Regions from separate parts of the Homo sapiens genome. Here all the other regions are linked to region 5. The links are chromatin contacts, found by Hi-C or POLR2A ChIA-PET in ENCODE. All regions are on one chromosome and are shown on one strand. The core of a region is the stretch at or near the end of the contact, and the rest is flanking DNA. Distances in the headings are between cores, read along the strand shown.

Region 1 (2,700 bases), core at 24-2,523, 1.1 Mb before region 5:
TAAAGCTGAAAATGGGTCAGAATGCTCAAATTAAGAATCAAACTTATGTTTTTATTTTTCTTGCTTTTTCTTGCAAGCCAGGGCATCCTCATGAAAAAACAGGTAAGAATTTGGCAAGAATAGGGATAGAAAGCAAAAAGAAACTTGTTTTCCCAAACATCTGGCATCCTTCAACAAACTCTGGCAATGAAAAGTCAAAGCAAAGCAGATAAGATTCTGCCAATCACCTTCTACTTAGGCAGTGGCAATAGGTGGCCTAGCCAAGGCTCCCTGCCTGAGCTGAGAAGAGATGTCAGTATTGTGGTAAAGCCCACCTCCTTGGTCTTCAACAGATTCCTTCCATACCCCCAGGTTATGACAGAAAATGAGCAATTCACACAAGCATAAATGTGAAACATTAACATTTAAAAGGAGCCTAACCTACATAATAAGTGCTGAGGCTGAATACACATTGTGGGTCAAAATCAGGACAAGGCAGCTCAACATGGCATCTGTTAAGGGAAGAAAAATAAAGGGCAGACAAAAGACAACATTTAATCCTAGGTTCAACCTTCATAAATCAGCATACAATACCAAAAGTAAGTTAGTTGATTGATTGATTGATTGATTGAGACAGGGTCTTGCTCTGTTGCCCAGGCTGGAGTGCGATGGTACAATCTCAGCTCAACACAGCCTTGACCTCCTGACTCAAGCAATCCTCCCAAGTAGCTGGGACTTCAGGCATGCACTACCATGCGTGGCTAATTTTGTTCACTTTTTGTGGAGATAGGGTCTTGCTATGTTGCCCAGGAAGGTCTAGAACTCTTGGCCTCAAATGATCCTCCCACCTCAGCCTCCCAAATTGCCAGGATTACAGGTGTCAGCCACTGCTCCCAGCCCCAAAAGTTTATTATTATAAGGACTCTTACTCTTCATTGTAATTTATAGGCTGAAATTGCAAAACTGAAAACCCTATTCTTGCAACAATAACTTGAGGTATTTAGAACTCATGACACCAAGTTTCACATCCTCTTTCTTAAGTCTGCAGAAAAGGAACCTCCATCCTTATAGTTCAAAGTCTTTCTAGCAAAGAAAAAAAGAGAACCAAGAAAAAAAAGCATCATAACTATTTTGTAAGTATCAAACTAAAAAATTTGATATAATCTTAGTTTAAAAAAATAATTATAACACTGATTTGATATTTAGGCATAGAGGGATGTTGGTGTTTTATAAGAATTGACCTGACTATAAGCAGCACTCAGCTACATCTCTCAAAAATAAGGGAAAGCCATTTTAAGAGCTTGAAGTAGTATGTTGTAGTCCTATGACATTAATAGTTTAACAGAAACCACATACAACTTGAAGACTAAAACTATCAACTCCCTAAACAACTCACAGTGTACGTTAACATGACTTGACTATTCAGGGAGAGCCTCACCCTGGCAAACGGTTTGATTGTTCATCACAGCAAACTCCTGAAACACGCATCAACGATTCAATAGAAAGCCCCAACAGTATGTAAGATTTTTTGAATCCCTTGCTGTTGCATAATGGTCATCATCCAATTTTAATCAAACACACACACACACCCAGTATTCACTCAACCTCAACCAAACTTTGATTCTCAGTACATACTATCCTTGCTTTCTTCCCTCCAAGAAACCGCCAAAGTTCTAACCAGGTGGTGTACTCCCTTTCTGTGACAGGCAATAAACTCTATCTATAGGTTGTGAGGGAGACACTTGGGCAGCCAGCACTTGATACTATGCCAGCTGTAAGTTTTAATCATTCAGGAATATAGTGCAAAGAGTACTGTGAACTTATGGTGTGCTAATGCATCATACTAGCAATTGTGAATTTAGATCATAAACCTTTGTATTTCACCTAAAACTTTATGGGAACAGATAGGACAGGACAGGCAATCCCAATGCTTTTGTAGAAAAACTGTCTGGTCATATGCTGTCAGTTCTTCACGATTTCAAAGAATAACCACTTGAAAGAAAATTTTCAAAAATCTAAAGACTTAATAAAACTAAGATCAATGAGTTTTAAAGTACGTGTCATTAAAAGCACAAACTCATTTGCAGTCTATGGACTCTAAGGCAAGAGTCATATGCCAGACATCCCAGAAGAGGTAAAAAGTTATTAGAGACAAAAAGGACTTCAGGGAAACTTAGTTTTTCCTTAGGGAAAGGAGTCCTCCATGGAGTCACATGGCCCTCCAATAAGTAGGCATCAGGTAGTGTATCAAGAACTGATACAAGATCAGAAAGGAAGAGCCAATGAGTTAGGAGAAACCAAGGTTGGGTTTCAAGAATTGAGTTGCTACTTGTGCTGAATGATATTAAGAGATGGAGAAAAAGAAAGAGAAAAATGTTCACGCGGATGTCAATGATTTTTACTAGACTCTTCAGAGGAGTAAGAAATCCAAATAAACTAGAGTTTAGGGCAGAAAATTAACTACAAGGTGAGAATATGAAAGATGCCAGTGTGGACAAACCATGCAATAAAATTTTATTAAAAGAGAAGCAGAAATAGAGGCAGTAGCAGAATGGGAAGCAATATGTCAAGAGGGGGCTTTTCTTTTTAGGATGGAAGATACTATTGCACCTTTATATGCCGGTGTGAATGATAAAGCAGAGAGGGAGAGACTGGTAATACAAGAGAGGTAATGATTTGAGATTTTGAAAAGATTAAAAGGGTGGAATTCAAAATACTAGT
Region 2 (2,700 bases), core at 4-2,503, 1.2 Mb before region 5:
TTTTAAATTTTTTATTTTGTAGAGACAGGGTCCTGCTGTGTTGCCCAGGCTGGTCTCGAACTCCTGGACATAAGTGGTCTTCCTGCCTCAGCCTCCCAAAGTGCTGGGATTACAGGTATAAGCCCCCATGTCTGACTAAAGGACAGCCCTTTCAATGAAAGATAGTGAAAGAACAAGATGTCTGTAGGGGGAAAAAAATGAACCTCAACTCTTAGCTCACAGCATACATAAAAATTAAAATGGATCACAGACCTATACATGTAATAGGTACAACTTAAAAAGTTTTAGAAGAAAATACAGTCATGCACTGCTTAATGATGGGGATACATTCTGAGAAATGTGCAATTAGACAATTTCATCATTGTGACAACATCCTAGGGTTTACTTACATAAACCTAAATGGCATAGCCTACTACTTCTAGGTACAGACCTGTACAGCATGTTACCCTACTGAATACTCTAGGCAGGTGTAACACAATGATATTTGCACATCTAAACACATCTAGAAAAGTACAGTAAAAATATGATATAGAAGATTTAAAAACGATATACCTGTCTATTGCATTTATAATACCATGAATGAAACTTGTAGGACTGGAAGCTGCTTTGAGTGAGTGAGTGGCGAGTGAATATGAAGGCCTAGGTGATTACTGTAGACTATGAACACTGTATAATGTATAAAATAATTAAAATTATTTTTTTCTTCAGTAATGAGTTAACCTTTGCTTTCTATAACTTTTTCACTTTATACACTTTAAAATTTTTAAAAACGCCTTGACTCTTTTATAACAGTTTAAAATATGAACACATTGTACAGCTATACAAAAATATTGTTTCTTTACATCTTTATAAATATTTTTCTATTTTTTTTAACGTCTTTAACTTTTGGTTAAAAATGAAAACACAGCATATACGTTAGCCTAAACCTACACAGTCAGGATCATCAGTATCACTGTCTTCCACCTCCACATCCTGTCCCACTGTAAGGTCTTTCGGAGCAGGCATCGAGTAGTCATCTCCTACGCTAACAATGCCTTCTTTTGGAATATCACCTGAAGGACCCACCTGATGCTGTTTTACAGTTACCTATTTTTTTTTAAATAAGTGAAAGTAATACACTTTAAGAAACAATGAAAAGTACAATATATAAAATAAAGAAGTAACACAGTCATGTACTATCACAATCAAGTATTATGTATCTAACTGCATGTGCTATGTTTCTACACAACCGGCAGCACAGGTTTGCTTACACCAGCATCACCAAAACATGTGAGTAATGCACTGCAGTATGACTTACAACATTTACATCACTAGGCAATATGAATTTTTCAGCTACATTATAATCTTATGGTATTGTCATATACATGGCCCACTGTTGACAGAAACTTATTATATAGCACGTGACACATAACAAATAGGAGAAAGATGTGTGACCTGGGGTACACAAACATTTCTTGGACAGTACACAAAAAAAGTGAAAACCATAAAAGGCAAGAATTGATAAATAAGACATCAAAATTAAAAACGTCTGTTCCTCAAAAGACATCACTGAGAAAATGAAAAGGCAAGCTACAGTCTGGAAGAAACCATTTGTAATACAAATATTTGGCAAACTATTTGTAACCAGAACATCCAAAGAACTCCTATAATTCAGTAAGAAGATGAACAACCGAATAATAGGTGAAATATTTGAATAGACAGGTCACAAAAGTATATGCAATGGCAAAAAGTCTGAGTGAAGACATTTCCTATCATTAGTCATAAGAGAAACGCAACTTAAAACCACAGTAACATACTCCCACACACTCGTTAGAATGACTAAAATGAAAACCACTGACCACAGCAAGCACTGGTGAGGGTGCAGAACACCTAAAATTCTCATTACATTAATGCTGAGACTGTAAAATGACACAACAGTTTTAAATTTTTGTAAAATGTAAGCATATGCTTACCATAAATCCAACAATCATACTCTTCAGTATTAATTAAAGAGAAAAGAAACAGGCCTATCAGCTTTATTCATATTAGGCAATGACTGGTATTAATCCGCATGTACGTCACCAGTGGGAGAGATTAACAAATGGTGGTATAGCTGTGCAAAGGATAATGACTTCACAATAAAAGAAATAAATGACTGAGAAATGCAACAAAGTTAACAATCTCAAAAAACATTACGCAGAATGAAAGAAGTAGATACAAGACAGTATATATTGTATGAGTTCATTTCTGTGACATTTTTAAAAAGATGAATCAAATCTTTAGTGTCTGAAAGCAGACCAATGGCTACCTAGGGCCACGTGTGGATGTACTATGGGTACAGGGAAGACTGACTGCAAAGAGGCATGGCAGAACTTTTTGAGGCAATGAGAATGTTTTATATTTTTATTGTGATGGGGGCTACATGCATATATATGTTTGTCAGAAGTCATCTAATCATATACTTAAAATGAGTTCATTTCATTATATGTAAATTATACTTAAGTTGACTAAAAAATGAAAACAACCTAAACGTTCAATGATTTGGGAAGGTTTTAATAAGTTAAAGTGTATCTACATAATTAGTAGGCAACAAGTAACATATTTTAAAATGATAAAATTGAAAATATGTGTACAGTATAAACAGTGGAAAATATATTAACACGGTATTAGCAATTATTTCTAGATGGTAAGATTTAGAGTGGTTTTTATCTTCTGTTTCAT
Region 3 (2,700 bases), core at 25-2,524, 1.7 Mb after region 5:
AATGCAAAGTCATATTCCTGAATTATGAATCAAATGAGAACAAAGTAAGAACAATGGTCAAATTACAGATACGAGTTTTGCACTTACCGTCCCACCTCCACCCACCTAAATCTCAGACTGGCAGGTCTGAAAAGCGGCCATGCACAAAATCATCGCACTCATCTCAAAATAGAACTCTTCTTCCTCGCACACAGAAGCTCAATAATATTTGTTGACTGAATGCAGTTCCTATTATTCATGTATGTTACACATTTCCATAAATTGCTTTCACATAGCACTTTACACCGGCACAGCGCGTCCAGGCTTCCAAAACACCTTCACGTGAATCCCTGCATCTAGAATGGTGGTTAAGAGTTAGACATGCCTGCACAGCCATTAAATGGCACAGCACACGGGGGACCCGTGTCTGATGCTCCCACAGCACATTAATTGCCCCTCTATTTCAGCCCTTCTGGTACACTGTAATTCTCTCTCTCACTTGATCAGCTCTTTGAGGAGGTCCCGTTCCTCTTCGTATCCCCAGGCCACACACAACCCAGACCACAGAGGTGCACCGTAGACATCAAGATTCTTCCACCTGCTGCAAGCCTGATGCTTTACCGGCGGGGCCTCTGCAGGGGAGCCTGATTTATACTCATCCCAGCTCCCACCCAGCCCCACGCCCGCCACGTGTGATTTCCACAGCCGCACCAAGGAAGACTGTCCAGCACACAGACTTTTCGTCTCCCAGCAAAATTATCCCCGGCACAACGCTTCCCCCTCAAGTCTGCCCAATGGCTTTCCCATTTCCACCGCAGCCCAGGTTGGGGGGCAGTGGCTGAGCCTGGGCCCCCTCCCAGCCCCGCTGCGGCAACCTAGGGGGGTGTCCGGGCGGGGCCTGTCAGCAGCGACCCGCCCCCGGGCACACGCGCGTCAGGGGCAGCACCGCCAAGCTGCCTGTGCAGCCCCATCCAGCAGGAGTCCCGCGGCTGCCGGCCGCCCGACGCCCCCCCCTCCCCAGCACCCCACACAGCTCGCGACTCAGGTAGGCGAGGGCGCTCCTTACGCACCCGAGAAGGCAGCGGTCGCAGACGACGCCACGACTCCCCTTGCACACCGTGTACGCCAAGGGATCCGAGCGGAAGAGTAGCTCTCCGGGGCGCAGCGGGGTCACGGCGCGCAGCCCGTTTCCCCTCTTGGCGGTTGCGAACTTTTCCACCTTCAGCGGCTCCATCCTCCCGCAGCTCCGGCACCTCAGACGGCTACCCGCGTCCAGCAGCGGGCGTCTCACGGGCTGCCGGGACCCGCGCGCCTGCGCCCTGCGCGCACACGTACGCCCGAGGGGCGGGGCGGGCGCGGTGGGGCAAGAGCATGCGCAGATGGAGTCTGGAGGGACGGCTGGAGTGGAGTGTGTGGGACCTGAAGGTGGTCGTAAGGCTCCGCGTGCGGCTCGTGCCCATGGCGACTGCGCAGAAGACAGGCGGGGTTTTTTTTCTCCCTCTAACATTGTATTACGATCATTTTAACGCATACGGAACAGTTGAAAACAGTGCAGTGAACACCTATATACCTCCGCCTAAATCAGACAACCTAGCACTTTGCCATTTCTGCTCGTCACTCTCTCCCCACCTGTAGCTATGTATACACGTATTGTCGTTAAACTATTTCAAAGTTGCAGGCATCATGACATCACAACTAGTACTTTGCACTGTAACTTTTTTTTGTTTTAGGACGGAGTCTTGCTCTGTCGCCCAGGCTGGAGTGCAGTGGCGAGATCTCGGCTCACTGCAACCTCTGACCTCCGGGTTCAAGCGATTCTCCTGCCTCAGCCTCCATAGTAGCTGGGACTACAGGCATGTGCAATCCTCCCGCCTGGGCCTCCTGACTAGATGGGACTATAGGCTCACGCCACCATGCCTGGCTAATGCTTTTTACTTTCCTCCAGAGACAGTCTACCTATGTCGCCCAGGCTAGTCGCAAACTCCTGGCCTCAAGTGAACCTGAACCTCCTGCCTCGACCTCTCGAATTGCTGGAATTACAGGTGTGAGCCACCACACCCAGCTTAATTTTCTTTTTTGTTTTTGGGGTTTGTTTTGTTTTGTTTTGTTTTTTGAGACGGAGTCTCATTCTCGCCCAGGCTGGAATGCAGTGGTACGATATTGGCTCACTGCAACCTCTGCCTCCCGGGTTCAAGCGATTCTCCTGCCTCAGCCTCTTGAGTAGCTGGGACTACAGGCGCCTGCCACCACGCCCGGCTAATTTTTGTATTTTTAGTAGAGACGAGGTTTCACCGTGTTAGCCAGGATGGTCTCGATCTAACCTTGTGATCCGCCCGCCTCGGCCTCTCAAAGTGCTGGGATTACAGGCGTGAGCCACCGCGCCCAGCCCACCCGGCCTAAATTTCTTAGTTTGGACAAACGTGCCATGGTAATGCAAAATGTCATTATTAAGGGCAGCTGGATGGAAGGTGTAGGAGTACACTATAGTGCCTTTCAATTTTTCTGTGTATCTAAAGTCATTTCAAAAGTAAACATTTATTTTAAAACATGAAGGTGGTTATGCTTCCATGAGTGTAAAGTACAAAAGGCAGGCTCGTGGTGCTGTCAGAAGTCAGAACACTGGTTTCAGGGCTGGGGGTGTTGGGAGGGGCTGGGCATGGTTGGCTTTGTGATCTGGGGGCTGGTGTGTTCCATCTGTGAATATCTTTTAAGCTGTGCACT
Region 4 (2,700 bases), core at 138-2,637, 1.1 Mb after region 5:
CCTGGCTTCTCTGTCATTCCCAAGTCAGGTTGTGGGCCCATGTGGTGTTTTGTTTTTGTTTTTGTTTGAGTCTCGCTCTGTCGCCCAGGCTGGACTGCAGTGGCGCGATCTCAGCTCACTGCAAGTTCCGCCTCCCGGGTTCACGCCATTCTCCTGCCTCAGCCTCCTGAGTAGCTGGGACTACAGGTGCCCGCCGCCATACCTGGCTAATTTTTTTTTGTATTTTTTAGTAGAGACGGGGTTTCACCGCATTAGCCAGGATGGTCTCGATCTCCTGCCTTGGCGTCCCAGAGTGCTGGGATTACCGGCATGAGCCACCGCGCCTGGCCGCCCATGTGGTTTTATGTCTTTTCTTTTTTTTTGGCATATGATTGCCAGGTCATAGCTTTTATATCTTTATTCATAGTTTCCTCTTTTAAAAATATCTTTTTCACTACTGCGATCGCTCATAATTTTATTCATCCTTTAGGATCCGGCTTAAATGTCACCTCCTTCAAGAAACTTTCCTACATCCAAATAGATTTACCTGATACCTGAGTATAGATAGTACAGTATATTGTTATAATTGTTCTATTTTAGTATTATTGTTGTTAATCTACTGTGCCTAAGTTATAAATTAAACTTTATTGTAAGTATGTATACATAAGAAAAAACAGTATACATGAGGTTCAGTACTATCCATGGTGTCAGGCACCCTCTGGGGTACTGGAATGTATCCCCCATGGATAAGGAGGCACTAAGCAACATATTGTATGTTTAGCTTTGCATACTTTTGGCTACTTACAGATGGAATCATACTGCATTGATGATTTTGCAATTTGTTTTGGGTTTTTTTTTTTTTTGGCTCAACATTATATCCTAAGATTCATTTATGTTGATGCATGTTGCTATAGTTTATAGCTGACAGACCTCTTGATGTGTCTTCTAGGAGGCGCTTATGAAGAGAATTTCCATAGGAACACTGTTTGTAAATGCAAAAAATTACAAATGACCCTATGTTCATTACTAGGTTATACAAATAGATAACATTATTTTCTATTTTTTCATTTTTCAGAGATGGGGTCTCATTTTGTTGCCCAGGCTGGTCTCAAACTCCTGGGATCAAGCAATCCTCCTGCCTGGGCCTCCCAAAGTGTTGGGATTATAGGCGTGAGCCACAGTATTCAGCCTCTTGGTATTTTCTATACTAGCACCTACTAATGTATATGGCACATAGTATACTCTCTACAATAAATGCTTTTTAAGATAAACGAATTTGAGAAGAAAAGTTATGTCTGATTCATTGTGGCTTCCTCATCCATAGAGGCCAGCACATGCTCAGATGCTCAGTCAAGATCTGATATTCAGCCACAAAAGGCTAGCAGTGGACAGGCAGGAAATAATCTGAGCTGACACAAGTGAGGGAGCAAAACAGGACGTGTGACGTGTTGGGTGCCTACCCCTAGCGAGGCAGGCAGAGCATTATTTTTTATGAGGTTAATTCCACCTGCTTACTTTTGAGTCCTACAAACCACTGTAGTTCACAAGAATTCCTTTCTTCTCTTGTGACTCTCTGTCTCCCCAGCCTCAGCTAATTCCCTCTCCCTGTCTTTGTCTCCCTCCTTCTACTTCTCCTCCTCCTCCTGTACTACTCCCCTACTCCCCTGGGTATGAGCCTGCTTCGGTACTCTGGGAAGGGTTTAGTGATGGTGGTAAAAACTGACTTCTTGATTTCCTTCCTTGCCTGCCAGCGAAGTCATCTTCCAGCAACTTCTTCCATTCTGTTGGAGCAATGATTTGTCTCTCACTATGCCATCCTTTGGTTTGAACATTGCATACCCATCTTAAGGCAGTTGATCCACCCTGCTTATTGCCTTTTTGGCATATTGGATGCCAGCTCTTGAGCAGAACCAAACCCCTGGAAAACTGATCACCATCTCAACATCTTATTAAACTAATTCTCATTTTGCTAAACTAGAAACGAATCATCAGGCTAACACTGCCAGTGAAGATGCAATGTAAGACAAATTATACCAAACCACCAATAGGCATGTATTCATCTGCAGCACCAGCCAACTACTCTCAAAAGAACTGATACAGAAAATGATGAAAAGGAATTAAATCCAAAAGTAAAGAGACGACTGCCAACTACAGATAAGATTTTCCATGAAATTGAGTATTATTCGGTTCATCTCACTCTGACTTCATTTTATTACAGTTTAGACCTGACTAGCTAAAAAAAGAAAGACCATCGCTTTGACACACAATAGAAGTAAAAATAAAGCTGACATGTCACCCTTTCCTTCATTCCTGTTTTCAATATTCAATCTTCCCCCTTTCCCTTTCCCATCACCTACTACACTCACTTCCACTGTAACATTTCTTTCTCCTCTCTTAGAAAAGATCCTTAGAGGAAATTAAAATGTGGCCAGTCCTTACTCTTTAACGTCAACGTTTCTCTCAGCATGCACTTCTCTAACTTGAGCTATCATTTCACTAAAATAACTCAACTCTTTCTTTTCTGAATCTTCCCTAGCGTTGCTGTATTTCTTACACCCGCTTGGATTCATGCCCACTCGCTGCTCAGGATATATTGTGTCTATACTTGAGTAGGCACAAAATGCTTTTTCAAACAAAACGTATCTGTCATATCAGTACTGTTTCCTCCATATACGTCAACCAAATTAAATAGCTTCCCTGACCTTTTGTCTACTTTCTTTG
Region 5 (2,700 bases), core at 109-2,608:
AAAAACAAAAACAAAAAAACCCCCCCCGCCCCCGCAAAAAAAAACCTCAAAAAAAAAAATGTGACACATAAATACACAACCTTAACTGTGTATTTTACTGGGATTGTAGAAAGGTATCAAATGGGCATGCAAGTAAGGTCCTTACGGAGTAAGAAAACGCCCAATGAACAGTACTTAATATGAATTCGACATCGTTAACACTGAGCGCTTGCTGTGTGCCAGCGCGCAGCATAATTCGAAGCAGCATGACTTTGCACAATGACATATTCTACAAGTCCAGTTTCCTAAGGAGTGCCCTTAGGTTACATATAACCTAAACGTGAAATGTAGAAGTACATAAAGGAGGCATAAAGTTAAAGGGGAAAAATTATAAATACTAGAAAAAATTGCATTGTATTATTTTGATGGCTGAAAAATGGGCTCGACCCTGCATGCACGCGTTCTCCATTGAGCTCGACAATATGCAGTATTTTGTTTCACGTTATGTCGCAGTCTTAGGGAGGAGTGAAACGTGGAACACGACTTCACATCAAAAATGCACGTTGCAGAGGCATTTTTCCTTCGGGGACGCCGGAAGACTTCGCCACACGCGCGCCCTCTCCGCGGACACCAACGTGCTGACGCATGTTCATTAGCGAGCTGCTCCCTCCATTTTGTCCCCAGTCTCCTTTAGGCGAACTGCGCGGTTCTATGTTAAAGCCACTTAGTAATGAAACTATAAAAGGGAGGAAGTGGGGTGGGCGTGGGAGCCCCGTTTGCGCAAGGCAGGCGCGGGGGACTAAATGGCTGCTGGTGCAGAGTGGGGCTGCCCCGGCACCAAGGGCTCGTCCCGTGGCCGGAAGGACAAAGGACACTTAGGGGACGAGGGCCGCCGAGCCAGCGCGGAGCGCCTTCCGGGTCGGTGGGCTGGGGCGGGCTGGGGGCTGGGGCCGGGCCGACCCCCGCGGTGGGGCCCACCCCGCAGGACAAAGCAGCGGCCCCGCCCCTCGGCGCGCGCCCGAGGCTCGTGCGTGTGAGCACGCGCGCCGGAGACGGTTAGAAATGGCGGTTGGGGCGGAGCAGGGGGCTGGCGCGGGAAGCGGGGCTGTCTGGCTCGGTTACGCCCCCACCTCGCCAGGAATCTAGGAGTCGGTTTGTTTTCCGAACCCATCTCCTTCCGCTCTCCCGCCCCTGCAGGCTGTGTGCCGAGCTTGGAAGAAAGTGTGACCCGTTCGACGGAACAAAGGACATGACAGCCCGGCCCCGTGCGGCCACTGCGGAGCGTTAGGAACATTCCCTAAAATGGCGGCCGGCGCGTCGGAACAGGGCGGGAGGCGGCGGCGCGTGGGGGCGGGACGGGGAGGGGCGCGGCCAGCCGGGCTTCTGCTTCCGCGACCCCGGCGGTGCAGGGCGGGTGGAGTCGCGGAGTAGTCCTCATGGCCGCCCCGCCGGAGCCCGGTGAGCCCGAGGAGAGGAAGGTAACCTGGGGGTCGGCGGGGCGCGCGCCGCGGGTGGGCGGTGGGTAAGGACGTTCTCCGCGGAGCTCCTAGGCCCGGAGCACGTGTCACTGGCTTCTCTGCCACCCATGGGCTTGAAACTATTTTAACTGTTCCTAGTCCTTATCCCAAGCCTCCAACATTTTAATCTAAGTGGCCGGGACAAAATTGACCAAAACTAGGGGGAGGAGGGGACCAGTAGTACTAATGACTTACTACAGGTCATTATGAAATAAGCTAACAATACTGAATCTTTGGCGAGAAAATTTTGCTGCTAAGGGCACTGCACTGTAATTTGTTAGTAAAGGCTAATAGTAGAGATTAAAGCTCCGTTGAGGACAGGTGCCTTGTCTTTAACACGTTGTATTCATCACATTTAACATAGGAGTAATTGCTGAGGGATGACTTGATTGTACTACGATGAGATGAAGGGTTAAGATTTCTTCCCCATCACCAGTAGCCTCCCTAGCTGGTGTCCCTGTCTCCATACTCTCCTGAATCCACCTTCCACTATTGTCCGCTGGCCCTTTCCAGCCTGTAAACTGGACAGTTTTCATTCCTCTGCCTAACATCCAGTCGTAGCAGCCCATCCTATCTCTTTAAGGATAAAACCCAAATTCTTGGTATAGTAAAGCTAAACCAAGCGCTCTCCCTGGAAGGGCTCCTGTGTTTCACCAAAGCTGACTTACGTACTTTCCCCATCTTCCCAGGCATCTTGTACGTCGTTACATTTATCATATTGGAAGGTAATAAATGATCTTGTTTTCCTCTTTTCCTGGGCTCCTTATTAAGAGCAGGGAACCTAATTTATATCCTCAGGGCAGAACAGGTATTCAGAAAAGAATAATGCAAGAGGAAAAAAGTTTAATATAAACTAGGGAGATCGTAACATTGGCTAATCACGAGCAAATATTTATAGAAGACCCACTGTGTGCTAAATGGCTCCTAATATATACTTAAGATATTCTCCCAGCTTGGAAATTCTGCTCACTTCTTGCTCTTGCTTGCTTCTCTGGTGGGCTTCCATCCAAATTTGGCCATGACATCAGATCATATGGTTAATATTAACAAATATTGTATAAATTGTTTTCATACTTAATATCCAACAGGTTGTCAGTTTACGTACTACTGGTGCCTTATCTGTTTTTACTGTCCCATACACTGCCCATCTGGAATAAGCTTAGTGTTTAAAAAAAAAAAAAGATCTTTGCATACACACAGTAAA

What was found. Hi-C counts contacts between places; a loop is a spot of excess contacts on that map. ChIA-PET counts read pairs that join two places held with the same protein, here RNA polymerase II (POLR2A). Pooled maps may share reads with other maps.
Region 1: a loop to region 5 is called in a pooled map, with 10 times the contacts of the local background. The contact joins the enhancer-like site here to the promoter of COX20 in region 5. A Hi-C loop is called at or near these places in 1 of 37 single-sample maps with no recorded cell type and 2 of 50 pooled maps. POLR2A ChIA-PET finds 5 or more read pairs at or near these places in 1 of 52 experiments (activated CD4-positive, alpha-beta T cell).
Region 2: a loop to region 5 is called in a pooled map, with 9 times the contacts of the local background. The contact joins the enhancer-like site here to the promoter of COX20 in region 5. A Hi-C loop is called at or near these places in 2 of 168 maps with a recorded cell type or tissue (CD4-positive, alpha-beta T cell and lower leg skin), 1 of 37 single-sample maps with no recorded cell type and 9 of 50 pooled maps.
Region 3: a loop to region 5 is called in a map of CD4-positive, alpha-beta memory T cell, with 30 times the contacts of the local background. The contact joins the promoter of SMYD3 here to the promoter of COX20 in region 5. A Hi-C loop is called at or near these places in 1 of 168 maps with a recorded cell type or tissue (CD4-positive, alpha-beta memory T cell) and 7 of 50 pooled maps. POLR2A ChIA-PET finds 5 or more read pairs at or near these places in 1 of 52 experiments (MCF 10A).
Region 4: a loop to region 5 is called in a map of naive thymus-derived CD4-positive, alpha-beta T cell, with 8 times the contacts of the local background. The contact joins the enhancer-like site here to the promoter of COX20 in region 5. A Hi-C loop is called at or near these places in 1 of 168 maps with a recorded cell type or tissue (naive thymus-derived CD4-positive, alpha-beta T cell) and 8 of 50 pooled maps. POLR2A ChIA-PET finds 5 or more read pairs at or near these places in 3 of 52 experiments (CD4-positive, alpha-beta T cell, K562 and T-cell).

Annotation. Positions count from the first base shown.
Region 1 is chr1:243,726,703-243,729,402 of GRCh38, forward strand. All of the region lies in intron 2 of AKT3 (AKT serine/threonine kinase 3), which reads right to left. Among named protein-coding and RNA genes, the nearest start is that of AKT3-IT1, 66 kb to the right of the region's middle. Within about 2 kb of position 1,274, at least 3 of the 41 ENCODE cell types and tissues checked have a DNase peak (open chromatin) inside an H3K27ac peak, as active enhancers do.
Region 2 is chr1:243,594,743-243,597,442 of GRCh38, forward strand. The region is part of intron 8 of AKT3 (AKT serine/threonine kinase 3); the gene reads right to left. Among named protein-coding and RNA genes, the nearest start is that of AKT3-IT1, 200 kb to the right of the region's middle. Within about 2 kb of position 1,254, at least 4 of the 41 ENCODE cell types and tissues checked have a DNase peak (open chromatin) inside an H3K27ac peak, as active enhancers do.
Region 3 is chr1:246,506,005-246,508,704 of GRCh38, forward strand. SMYD3 (SET and MYND domain containing 3) reads right to left here and starts at 1,275. Exons shown (of 12, transcript NM_001167740.2): 1 at 1,050-1,275. The coding sequence starts at 1,213. RefSeq lists enhancers at 226-726, 727-1,227 and silencers at 913-962, 1,233-1,412, 1,902-2,134.
Region 4 is chr1:245,955,049-245,957,748 of GRCh38, forward strand. All of the region lies in intron 5 of SMYD3 (SET and MYND domain containing 3), which reads right to left. Among named protein-coding and RNA genes, the nearest start is that of SMYD3-AS1, 150 kb to the right of the region's middle. Within about 2 kb of position 1,388, at least 3 of the 41 ENCODE cell types and tissues checked have a DNase peak (open chromatin) inside an H3K27ac peak, as active enhancers do; they include CD4-positive, alpha-beta T cell, where a contact is called at or near this core.
Region 5 is chr1:244,834,300-244,836,999 of GRCh38, forward strand. COX20 (cytochrome c oxidase assembly factor COX20) reads left to right here and starts at 1,359. Exons shown (of 4, transcript NM_198076.6): 1 at 1,359-1,457. The coding sequence starts at 1,416. RefSeq lists enhancers at 1-29, 533-592, 1,133-1,252 and silencers at 753-1,092, 1,333-1,382, 1,423-1,712.